Linked DNA regions of Homo sapiens: all the other regions are linked to region 2. A link is a contact called in ENCODE Hi-C or POLR2A ChIA-PET data. All regions are on one chromosome and are shown on one strand. Each heading gives the region's core, a stretch centred on a gene start or an enhancer-like site at or near the end of the contact. The rest is flanking DNA. Distances are from core to core; before and after follow the strand shown. Region 1 overlaps CENPP (centromere protein P). Region 2 holds the start of ECM2 (extracellular matrix protein 2). Region 3 overlaps CENPP (centromere protein P).

Region 1 (3,520 bases), core at 617-3,116, 72 kb after region 2:
GGCCAACATAGTAAAACCCTGTCTCTACTAAAAATACAAAAATTAGCCGGGTGTGGTGACAGGTGCCTGTAATCTCAGCTACTCGGGAGGCTTAGGCAGGAGAATTGCTTGAACCCAGGAGGCAGGGGTTGCAGTGAGCCGAGATTGCGCCACTGCACTCCAGCCTGGGTGACAGAATGAAACTCCATCTCAAAAAAAAAAAAAAGAACCTCCTTTGAAACACTTAGCGTGGTTTCTGTTTCTGACCAGACCCTAATAAAATATAACTTATTATTTAATTTAAAGGTAGTATTTTTAATGTATTGCATAAGCTACTCAAATATAATACACAAAATTAGTTTGGATATTATTTGGAATGTGCACCTAACATTTGGTTATCTGCTTTAAGATTATCGATGTGAGGAATTTTTTGTCTTATATTTAAAACTCTACCTGATTTTATTTCTGACACCTATCATATAACCATGCCATCTCCCTATAATATCCATTCAAAATTCATAACCAAGATACTAATTCATTTATTCATTTAATTCAACCAAGTGCCTGGCCTCACTTACTGGCATTTCTTCAAGGTTATATTTCTGCTAACAAAACAACAATTTCTAATTGACTTACAATTTAAAAAAAGTTTAAGACACAAAAATGTACACAGAAAAACATAAACATTTTGGATTATATGAAGGATGATCTTTTTTGATGCACTATTACAATAACAAAACCTTAATTGTGCTCATGGTTGGAGGAGAGTGAAAATGTCACTGATATGGTAATTCAAAGTGAAAAATAGTGAACTTCTCATATATTCCAGTTTACATAATACAAAGCCGTATTTTTCTGATGCTGACAGAAAGGACAGTAGATAGACAGAAGCAGATATACCGAGTGAAAATGAGCCTAAAGGATGAAGCTCACGCTTCTTGGGATATTCATTCTTGGGATGTGTCTCTCTGCACTGTGAGTTTCCTTTATATACAACCTATGTGTGCTAAGTCATGTCATTCTCCCCTGACAGAAATGAGTGCAAACCCTCTTGATAATAATGGGATAGAGCCAGGGGCATTTGAAGGGGTGACGGTGTTCCATATCAGAATTGCAGAAGCAAAACTGACCTCAGTTCCTAAAGGTTTGTATTTACTTTATCTAAGATATGGTATTTTAAAGTTGTCACCTTTCAATAACGATTCAATCTAATATTGTAAACTGTGCAGTATACACTGCAACTAGAAATCTTTGCACCAGTAAATCTGGTCAATATAGTCTACACACACATAAAATGCCATATGTAGTGCCTTTTTCCTGACAGAATTAAGCCACAATTTTTTTTACTCCACTAAGAATAAACATTAAGAAGCAATGAACTTTTAGTTTTCCTTCTCTTTCCTGACATTTACTCATTTATACCTGTCATTCTGTGCAGTACCTGTTAGAGGTAGAGAATTCTATACAGAAGAAAGCAGAGAAAGATAGATGGGGCAAGAGACCCTGTCCCCAGGCATTTAGCCACAGTTTGAGGTGAAGCCTATGAGCCCAGACTGGGCAGCCCCTGGCTCTGGCAGGAATGGACATGCCATTCAAGGCAAGGCATTTTGTACCCAGCTTCTTCCCAGGTGTACTGTGAAGACTAATGGGCCAATACACAGAAAGGTCTGAGGACAACATCCAGCACGTAGGAAGTGACCACCTGTGACATAATCATTACCAAGATGAGCACTGTGCTCTTTATCATGGCTTTGTGTGACCCAAGGCTAGCACCTCAAGTAGAATGCTCCTTAAGTCTGCCAGATGACCAGTGTTCTAACCCATTACTTCCAAGCTCCCTGTCTGATGATTAGCTGCATAGGATTGCCTTTCTTGGAACTCTTGCTCAAAGTCTTGCTTTCCTTATTCCCAACAAGGGCACATGCTCTCTTTGCTTTGATGACTAACTGGGCCAAAAATAACCCCTATGATTAACAACATATTTTTACTTTCCAACAGCTCCGTCTTTCAGTATCCATGAGTTAAAGCAGCAACTTCATCACGACCCCCTCTAATCTACTCACCTGATCCAGAAGATCAATAAAACAAACATATACAGATAATTTAAAAGACACAGTAAAGCTGTTATTATTAATCAAGAGGTGACCTTTCACTTAGGTCACCTAAAGATCATCTAAAGTAAAAGAGGAAAAATAACTTTTCTATCCAGGAAAACAACAGTTTAATTCAGAACTATACAAATCCAAAAAAACACCTCAGTGTAGCTTTAAAGGAGGTGGATGTTTTTCTACAAGAAACCAAAAATGTTACATTTACCTTCCCATTTTAGAAAAACAACAAAAAATGCAAATGCTACCCAATAAGTTAAACATATAAAATCCCTTTCATCTGCTGGAAGATAACATCCAGTAAAGGAGAGTGAAGACAAGGAAAAGAGGAAGGTAGAGGGAGGAGAGGAGGACAGCCTACAGGGCTGGAGGAGGGAGCTGCTGTTCCAGGCCACATCTCCTGACATGGCCATTCTTTATGTTCACACCAAAAGTCTTTCCTACACTGCAAAATTCTATTTAAATTTCAAAGTGTATCTTAAAAGTAAAGGTTTAACTTCTCATGAGTTTTCAAGATTCTTTCAAAGCCAAAAGGAATCTTTAGAAATTTAAATTGGAATCAAATCTCTCAACTTAAATAACTATTCCTTCAAATCCCCTTGACATTCAGAATTCACTAACCTGTGAAAGCTGACTGCCTGCATGGCATAATCCAGTCAGTATTACCCCCTGTGGCAAGATGAAAGGATGCAGGTATCCTGAGGGTCCTTACCAGACCCAACAAGTTATCATGTGGACAGGATGAAAATGTCTTCTTTCCTATTCGTTCAGGAAGTTCTACTGCATAATATTATGTGGGGAAGAGGGGAGACCTGTTTGAAGACAGGGTGGGAACAGAAATTCCGGTACAAAAGTGTGCTAACATTTGTCAGCAGTTACTGAGCTTCTGCCAAATTCACACCTCTGCTCGTTTTATCCTAGAGGCTACACTTCAATCTTCTCTCTGGTTACCCACCTTCCCCATTTCCTAAGGGACACAACAGTTCCCTCAACTTCTACAAGTCCTCTCCCAGAGATTATTCTCTTCCAACTTTGTACAACCTATTCTAGATTCGCTGGCACGTTGCACCAGCTATTTTTCTAGTGATTTTTGTATGTATGATGGATCTGCTCTAAATTAGCAAATAATGTCTTTGAGGACAGAACCTTTACCTTACATACTGGAGGGTCCACATAATCATTCCATAAATACAATTAAGCTCAATTAATCAAAATTCAAGAAATTAGAACCTTCTCAGTTTAGAAGAATTATTTTTCTGCTCCCTAGTTTATTTATTTTAAAATTCAAAATAGATTCTGTTATCAAAATAAATTCAGTCATGGAAACTATTATTGCTATTCATAAAGATGTTTCAATTATCTTCATCCGTCTTTATTGCTAATATAGAAGGGAAATATTTCATCAAGACTTGAAAAAAGGAGAGCATTTTCCA
Region 2 (3,496 bases), core at 593-3,092:
AGTGAAAAAATAACCTTCCTGTTTTAATTTACTTTTCTTGACTGTTACTGAGATTGAGAAATCTTCCTCTTCTGTTTTATTGACCACTGACATTTCCTCTTCTATGAACTGCCTGTTTAATGGTGTTTGCTCATTTGTACTCATCTTTTTCTTTTCTTTTCTTTTCTTTTTTGAGATGTAGTCTCGCTCTGTTGCCCAGGCTGGAGTGCAATGGCACAATCTTGGCTCACTGCAACCTCCGCCTCCTAGGTTCAAGTGATTCTCCTACCTCAGCCTCCTGAGTAGCTGGGACTACAGGCATGTGCTACCATACTCGGCTAATTTTTGTACTGTTAGTAGAGACGGGGTTTCACATGTTGGCCAGGCTGGTCTCAAACTCCTAACCTCAGGTGATCCACCTGTCTCTGCCTCCCAAAGTGCTGGGATTACAGGTGTGAGCCACTGCACTCAGCTAGTTTTACATTTTTAAAAATAGATATCATTTTCCTTATTTTTAGGAAGTTGAGTGGCTTATGTATTTAGTCCCTTATCTTGATTCAGTCTATCTAGGTCATTTTACAAAATCCTGATTCAGTCTAACCACGTCATTTAAACAAATATTTAGCTCCTCTTTGCCAAATGATTTGGACCCCTGAAATAACGATATAAGAATTTCAGGCCAGGTGCGGTGGCTCATGCCTGTAATCCCAGCACTTTGGAAGGCCGAGGTGGGTGGATCACATGAGGTCAAGAGTTCGAGACCAGCCTGGCCAACATGGTGAAACCCCATCTCTACTAAAAAAAAAAATACAAAAATTAATCTGGCATGGTGGCAGGCGCCTTTAAGCCCACCTACTCGGGAAGCTGAGGCAGGAGAATCCCTTGAACCTGGGAGGCGGAGGTTTCAGTGTGCTGAGATCACGACATTGCACTCTAGCCTGGGCAACAGAGCAAAAACTCCCGTCTCAAAAAAAAAAAAAAAATTTAAAAAATAGTTCTAAAATTACCTAGTCTAGGATAGGCACTGAGTTAGGACCTTCATATCTGTTATTCCTTTTATTTTCAGAAAAATTTGAAAGGTATCACCCTAGTTTTACAGAAGAGTGAACTTTGGTCAGAAACATTAAGTAACTTACTCAAGGTCCCTCATAAACAGCAGGGTTGCGCTTGGAATCCTGATCTGTCTCTAACTTCTCATTTGCAGATAAAGAAACTGAGGCCAAAGTACACAACTAATTTGCCAGCGTAACAGGTAATTAGGAGCCACACAGCTCCCTTTCACATTTTCTTTCTATTATTTCATGGTTAGAAGTTACATAATTTCCACTGATATTAATACGTAACCATTTTTTTGTTGTTGTCGTTTTGTTAGTATTGTGTGTGAGATCGAGGTGGGTGGGCAGATGAGTTAAATATTATTAATCCAATTTAAAATAGATTCCAGATATACACAGCCTTTAGCTGACGAGAATATCATCCCTATAATCTGATAAAGCTCAAGTGACATCATCCTGGCTAGTATAAACTTTAACATTTTTAATGCGAATAGTCTATGAAAACCACAGATTTCTTAATCAAGCTCATTTTTGTGTTTCCAACTCTGCCTTTTCAGCCTGCAAACAAAATGCTCTTCCCCCACACCCACTGCTGTTTTCTACTTTTCTTATGATTAAAAAAAATATTTCCCTTGGTAACCATTTTCCCTGGTTACTTTCTTGGCTGATTTTCTGCACAAAGAACTGAAAGGCATTTATCCCCAAGGGAGGCAGTTATTTTAGATTTTACTAAGAAGTTCAGCAAATACTTTTCAACATTCCCTTCTGTCCTTTCTTTGTTTTTAAAGAAAGCTCTGATTTTGTTTCATTTTCAGCTGGAGACTTAAATGACACCAAGCAAAGCCTACTTAGTTTAGATCTCCAGGTAAAAAAGTTTTAAATTTTAAGTTTCTACTTAGCATGTGGAATGGTTTTAATATTTGGGTATTTTATTTCACAACTGTTTAACTCTTGAGTAAATTAGCTCGTTACTAATAGATTTTTAAAGTTCAAAGTATGCATTATTCTGTTTGTTTTTTTCACGATGTACTTCCCAAGTATTTCAGACCTTGTATACTTAGTATTAAATTATTTTTATATGTTTAGGTGGAATTATGTGTTCAATAGAAGTATAAATTGGTTTGAAAATATTATTAATTTTTAAGTCCTAAAAGAACATAAATAATTCAAAATATTTTTCATTTTAAATCTGTTGAATGAAGTGAAAATAGATAATAGACATCTCATGACTTCATGTAGAATTTTAAAATTCTAAATTAATATTTTTAAAGTTTACTTAAGATAACTGGTAAGAAATTTTAAATGAAGAAAAATAAGTTAATCAAGGTTTATAAATAATATTTAATGTTGGGATAAACACAGTAAGTGCTAGAAGGAAAAAAATTACTTGATAAAAATGATACTATGATTGGAATCCCAGAAAATTTACCTCTAGGAGGCAAACACTCAATTACGAAGTTGTTTATGAAAGCAAATATTAAGTGCAAAGCAAAATTCTGTATATCAATGAAAATAATGAGGGCCTAAGCATTAATAGTAAAATTAGTATTGAGAGACCATTTCCTAAAATGTATTTAAACACTGTAGTGAGACTGTTTAGATACTGATTTTGTCAAAATTCAAATAGCTCTGTAAGTTTATTTCTGTGCCTATCTATTTAGATTTCTGGGTAAGTAAAAGTGAGTCAATTTGGGGGAAAAAAAGAAAGAGAGGTAGTTTCCAGAATGAGGATACTGGGAGAGAGGGGTGTGCTCAGAATGGCCACAGCTGGCACATTCACACTCCTAAGCACTCAATCAGGCAATGCCCCATAAGTGAGTGCTTTCAGGATGCCTCAGGACAGCAGGATGCCTGAGACCCTCATGAGAGTTTAACTCTAGAGCCTCGAGGTCTAGGCCCTGACTCCTCACAACAGGATGGAAGGTCTGCACATACAATTGTTAATGCAAGAAAATTTCAATGTATACATTTCATGCATTGCAGAGCACTTATGATATCCATCAGAGCACACTTGCCATGCCACTCAGCAAATTCTAGTTTCACTTTGTCTCTCAGTTCAGGTTTTCATATTGCTTTCCCCTGCTGTTGTTGTTATTCCCTTCCAACATACTACTTTGCTCTCTGAATTGACTTTTATGATTTCAGGTGCCAATCAGCTAATGGATTTGGTCCTTCTTTACATGCTGCATGTTAATTTTTCTAAAACTAAAGTAGATTGCAAAAAGTTGTTCAAAAAGTTGTTCCAGTAACCTATGAAATATAGGTCATTTCAATAACCTATAGTAATGGTTTTCAAATGACTGTGGCAATTAATGTATATATACGCTGAAGAAAGGTTTGTATGCTGGCATGAAGATACTTTAGAGACTGCCGTTTGTTGAACAAAGGTGATGTGGCAAGTCAGACTATGAACTAACTAAGTGAAACCTGACTAGAGGAAGATGATTCTGGCAGATGAAGTT
Region 3 (3,213 bases), core at 1-2,500, 95 kb after region 2:
AAGAATACCTCTCTCTACTTTTTAAAACATTAACTACAATACAATTACCATACCAAAAAATAATTGACAATATTTCCTTACTATCATCAAACCCAGCAAATGTTCAACTTGCCAACTGTTCCACAATTTTTAAACTCGTTTGTCTGTTGAGTCAGTATCCACATAAGGCCCACACAGATGTCATAAGTTGATATATCTTTTAAGTCTTTGTTTTGTTTTGCTTTGTTTCCTAAGAGTCTCACTCTGGCACCTAGGCTGGAGTGCAGTGGCGCGATCTCGGCTCACTGCAACCTCCACCTCCACGGTTGAAGTGACTCTCGTGCCTCAGCCTCCTGAGTAGCTGGGACTACAGGTACGCGCTATCATGCCAGGCTGACTTTTGTGTTTTTTGTAGAGGTGGAGTCTTGTTATGTTGCTCAGGCTGGTCTTGAACTCCTGGGCTCAAGTGATCTGCCTGCCTCAGCCTCCCAAAGTGTGGGGATTACAGGTGTGAGCCACTGCACCTGGCCAATATACCTTTTAAGTCTTTTTTAACCTATACATTTCCCCTTCATCCCTTTTTTTCTTCCTTACATTTTATTTGATGGAGAAACCAAGTTGTTTGTCTCACAGGCATTTCCCACAGTCTAGATTTTGCTGACTGCGTACTTGTGGTGTACTTTAACATATTCCTCTGTCTGCATTTCCTATAAATTAGTAGTTGAATCCATACTGTCGACTTCTTATAAACTTTCTATTGATGTTTGATATATGTATAGAAAAGTACATAGATGATAAATATGTAGCTTGATTAATTTTAACACTGTAGTTACATACCATGTAAGTAACATCCAAAAGTATGACTAATAAAATACAAAAATTCATGCACTTGTTTTTTATTAACGTTTTCTTAAACATACAGATAGCTCACATTTATTTCAATGTTTAATATTAGAAGTGTTTTGGGTCTTCATTACGAAGTTCGGTGATGATTCTATAACCAGAAATATGCCACAGGAACTTAACACTTGTTTGATAACAATTAGCCTATGGTAAAATTGGTTTCATTATATGTCATTTCACTTAAAGTCGCAGTTTCAAAGAACCCATTGACGATGTTAAGTGAGGACTTACTGAACAATAGTCTCGGTTTTACCTTGGGGGATATGTTTCAAGACATCCCCTGTAGATGCCTGAAACCACAGCAAGTACAAAACCTGATTGTTGTCAGTCAAAACACATTTCTGTTCACGTCTTCCACTCACAGATTTAATGCCTTTTCCCTCTTAACTAAATACTTATAATGCATTAATTGTGGTCATAACTTTCGCAGTTTGAGGTGCAACAGGAAACTAAACTAGTTTCTTTTTCCTTCTTCACAATTTTACAGATAGGAGATTTGGTCTTACTACAGATGTTAGCACTCTTACCATACCATTCTTTTTCTTTCCTTATTAAGTTGAGAACTTTTACTAAGGGAAAAGTTTTCACTTAAGGGAAGCACTTTATAGATCAAGCTTGTCCAACCCACAGCCATGGCCCACTGTAGCCCAGGATGGCTTTGAATGTGGCCCAACACAAATTCGTAAGCTTTCTTAAAACATGATGAGTTTTCTTGTGATTTATTTATTTATTTATTTATTTATTTATTTATTTATTTTAACTCATCAGCTATCACTAGTGTTAGTGTGTTTTATGTGTGGCCCATGACAATTCTTTTTCTTCCAATGTGGCCCAGGGAAGCCAAAAGACTAGGCACCCCGTTATAGATTCTCTTTGACATAAGGTTTACTACAACGTAAGTGCTGGGATACCATGACAGGTGATCTGATAACCCTAAGTGACTAATGGGAGGTGAGTGTATATAGTGTGGATATGTTGCACACAGGGATGATTCATGTCCTGGACTAGACAGAGCTGGACAGCACAGGACTTCGTCAGGCTACTCAAAATAGCATGTAATTTGAAACATGAATTATTTCTTTCTGGAATTTTCCATTTAATATTTTTGGACCATGGTTGACCATGGGTAACTCAAATGGGGGAAAGCAAAACTGTGGATAAGGGGAGGCCACTGTAAATATTAACTTGAATAAACATAAGTAACAGAAATTCTGGTTCCTAGGTCTCTATATTCACCACTCTTATCCATACTTAGAATCATTTCACTACTTTGAAGATCAAAGAGTTCCTTTCACCCAAATGGTACTTGTAGTAATATTACATAATTCTACAGAAAATATAGAGGGGATCAGACCAATAAGACTCAAGAGCATTCCAAGAATTTTAACATGGGATTGAGAAAGAGGACTAGATATAAAGCGATATCCCATAAAATAATAGGAAGACAAAGAGAAGGTGGCATAGAAAGACAAAGGAGCCACACAAGTTTAGATGTGGAGCAGCCTCATTGAAACCTCTTCATTTTAAGATTATAAAACTGATTCTCCAGAGAGACAGGTGACTTAAGACCACCAACTCATGAAAAGCTGTGGCCAGGGCCTCCCATGCTGGTCAGCCACTGTGACTCTATAGCTAGTGGGGGCTGGGGAGGATTCTACAATCTCTGTTTATTTGGAAACACAGAATAGCTTATCACTTATTTCCCACATATTTTAAAAATATATATATTTTAAATTATTTTTTCCAAAAATAAGCCCATTAAATTTACTGAAAAAAATTACCTAATTTTCACCATGGGAGGGCAGTCTTATTCTAATAAGCTATGGAAGTCTGAAAATAAAGACAAGAAAGCCAGGTCTACTTTAAAATAGTCTTAAGCCACTATTATTATATTTTTAAAATTTAGCCAATAACTTCTAACTAGAAGCAAAAATAATAACACACGATCTAATAAAAATACTTGGGAAAACAAAAAGATGAAATACTTGAAAACGGACAAACAGAATTGTGCTTCATATGCAAAAAAATCTAAGTCACTTCCCCATACTGGAAAATCTTAATAAGAACAAAAGAACAGCACCAAGCATTTACTAAGGCCATACCACGTAGCAATAACAAATGAAGCAGTTTATTGATTGACCGATTGATTGACTGAGATGGAGTCTCGCTCTGTCACACAGGCTGGAGTGCAGTAATGCAACCTCAGCTTTGCAACCTCTGCCTCCCAGGTTCAGGAGATTCTCCTGCCTCAGCCTCCCAAGCAGCTGGGATTACAGGCACATGCCACCATGCCTGGTTAATTTTTGTATTTTTAGTAGTGACGGGGTTTCA

The links. Hi-C counts contacts between places; a loop is a spot of excess contacts on that map. ChIA-PET counts read pairs that join two places held with the same protein, here RNA polymerase II (POLR2A). Pooled maps may share reads with other maps.
Region 1: a map of ascending aorta shows a loop between it and region 2 (8-fold over the local background). The contact joins the enhancer-like site here to the promoter of ECM2 in region 2. A Hi-C loop is called at or near these places in 4 of 168 maps with a recorded cell type or tissue (CD8-positive, alpha-beta T cell, aorta, ascending aorta and 1 more) and 6 of 50 pooled maps. POLR2A ChIA-PET finds 5 or more read pairs at or near these places in 2 of 52 experiments (Panc1 and activated B cell).
Region 3: a loop to region 2 is called in a pooled map, with 2.6 times the contacts of the local background. The contact joins the enhancer-like site here to the promoter of ECM2 in region 2. A Hi-C loop is called at or near these places in 1 of 168 maps with a recorded cell type or tissue (heart left ventricle) and 2 of 50 pooled maps.

The regions. Positions count from the first base shown.
Region 1 is chr9:92,462,522-92,466,041 of GRCh38, reverse strand. The region is part of intron 5 of CENPP (centromere protein P); the gene reads right to left. ASPN (asporin) reads left to right here. Exons shown (of 8, transcript NM_017680.6): 5 at 1,013-1,123. Among named protein-coding and RNA genes, the nearest start is that of ASPN, 18 kb to the left of the region's middle. Within about 2 kb of position 1,866, at least 2 of the 41 ENCODE cell types and tissues checked have a DNase peak (open chromatin) inside an H3K27ac peak, as active enhancers do; they include ascending aorta, where a contact is called at or near this core.
Region 2 is chr9:92,534,336-92,537,831 of GRCh38, reverse strand. ECM2 (extracellular matrix protein 2) reads left to right here and starts at 1,842. Exons shown (of 10, transcript NM_001393.4): 1 at 1,842-1,899. All of the region lies in intron 5 of CENPP (centromere protein P), which reads right to left.
Region 3 is chr9:92,438,773-92,441,985 of GRCh38, reverse strand. The region is part of intron 5 of CENPP (centromere protein P); the gene reads right to left. Among named protein-coding and RNA genes, the nearest start is that of OMD, 16 kb to the right of the region's middle. Within about 2 kb of position 1,250, at least 2 of the 41 ENCODE cell types and tissues checked have a DNase peak (open chromatin) inside an H3K27ac peak, as active enhancers do.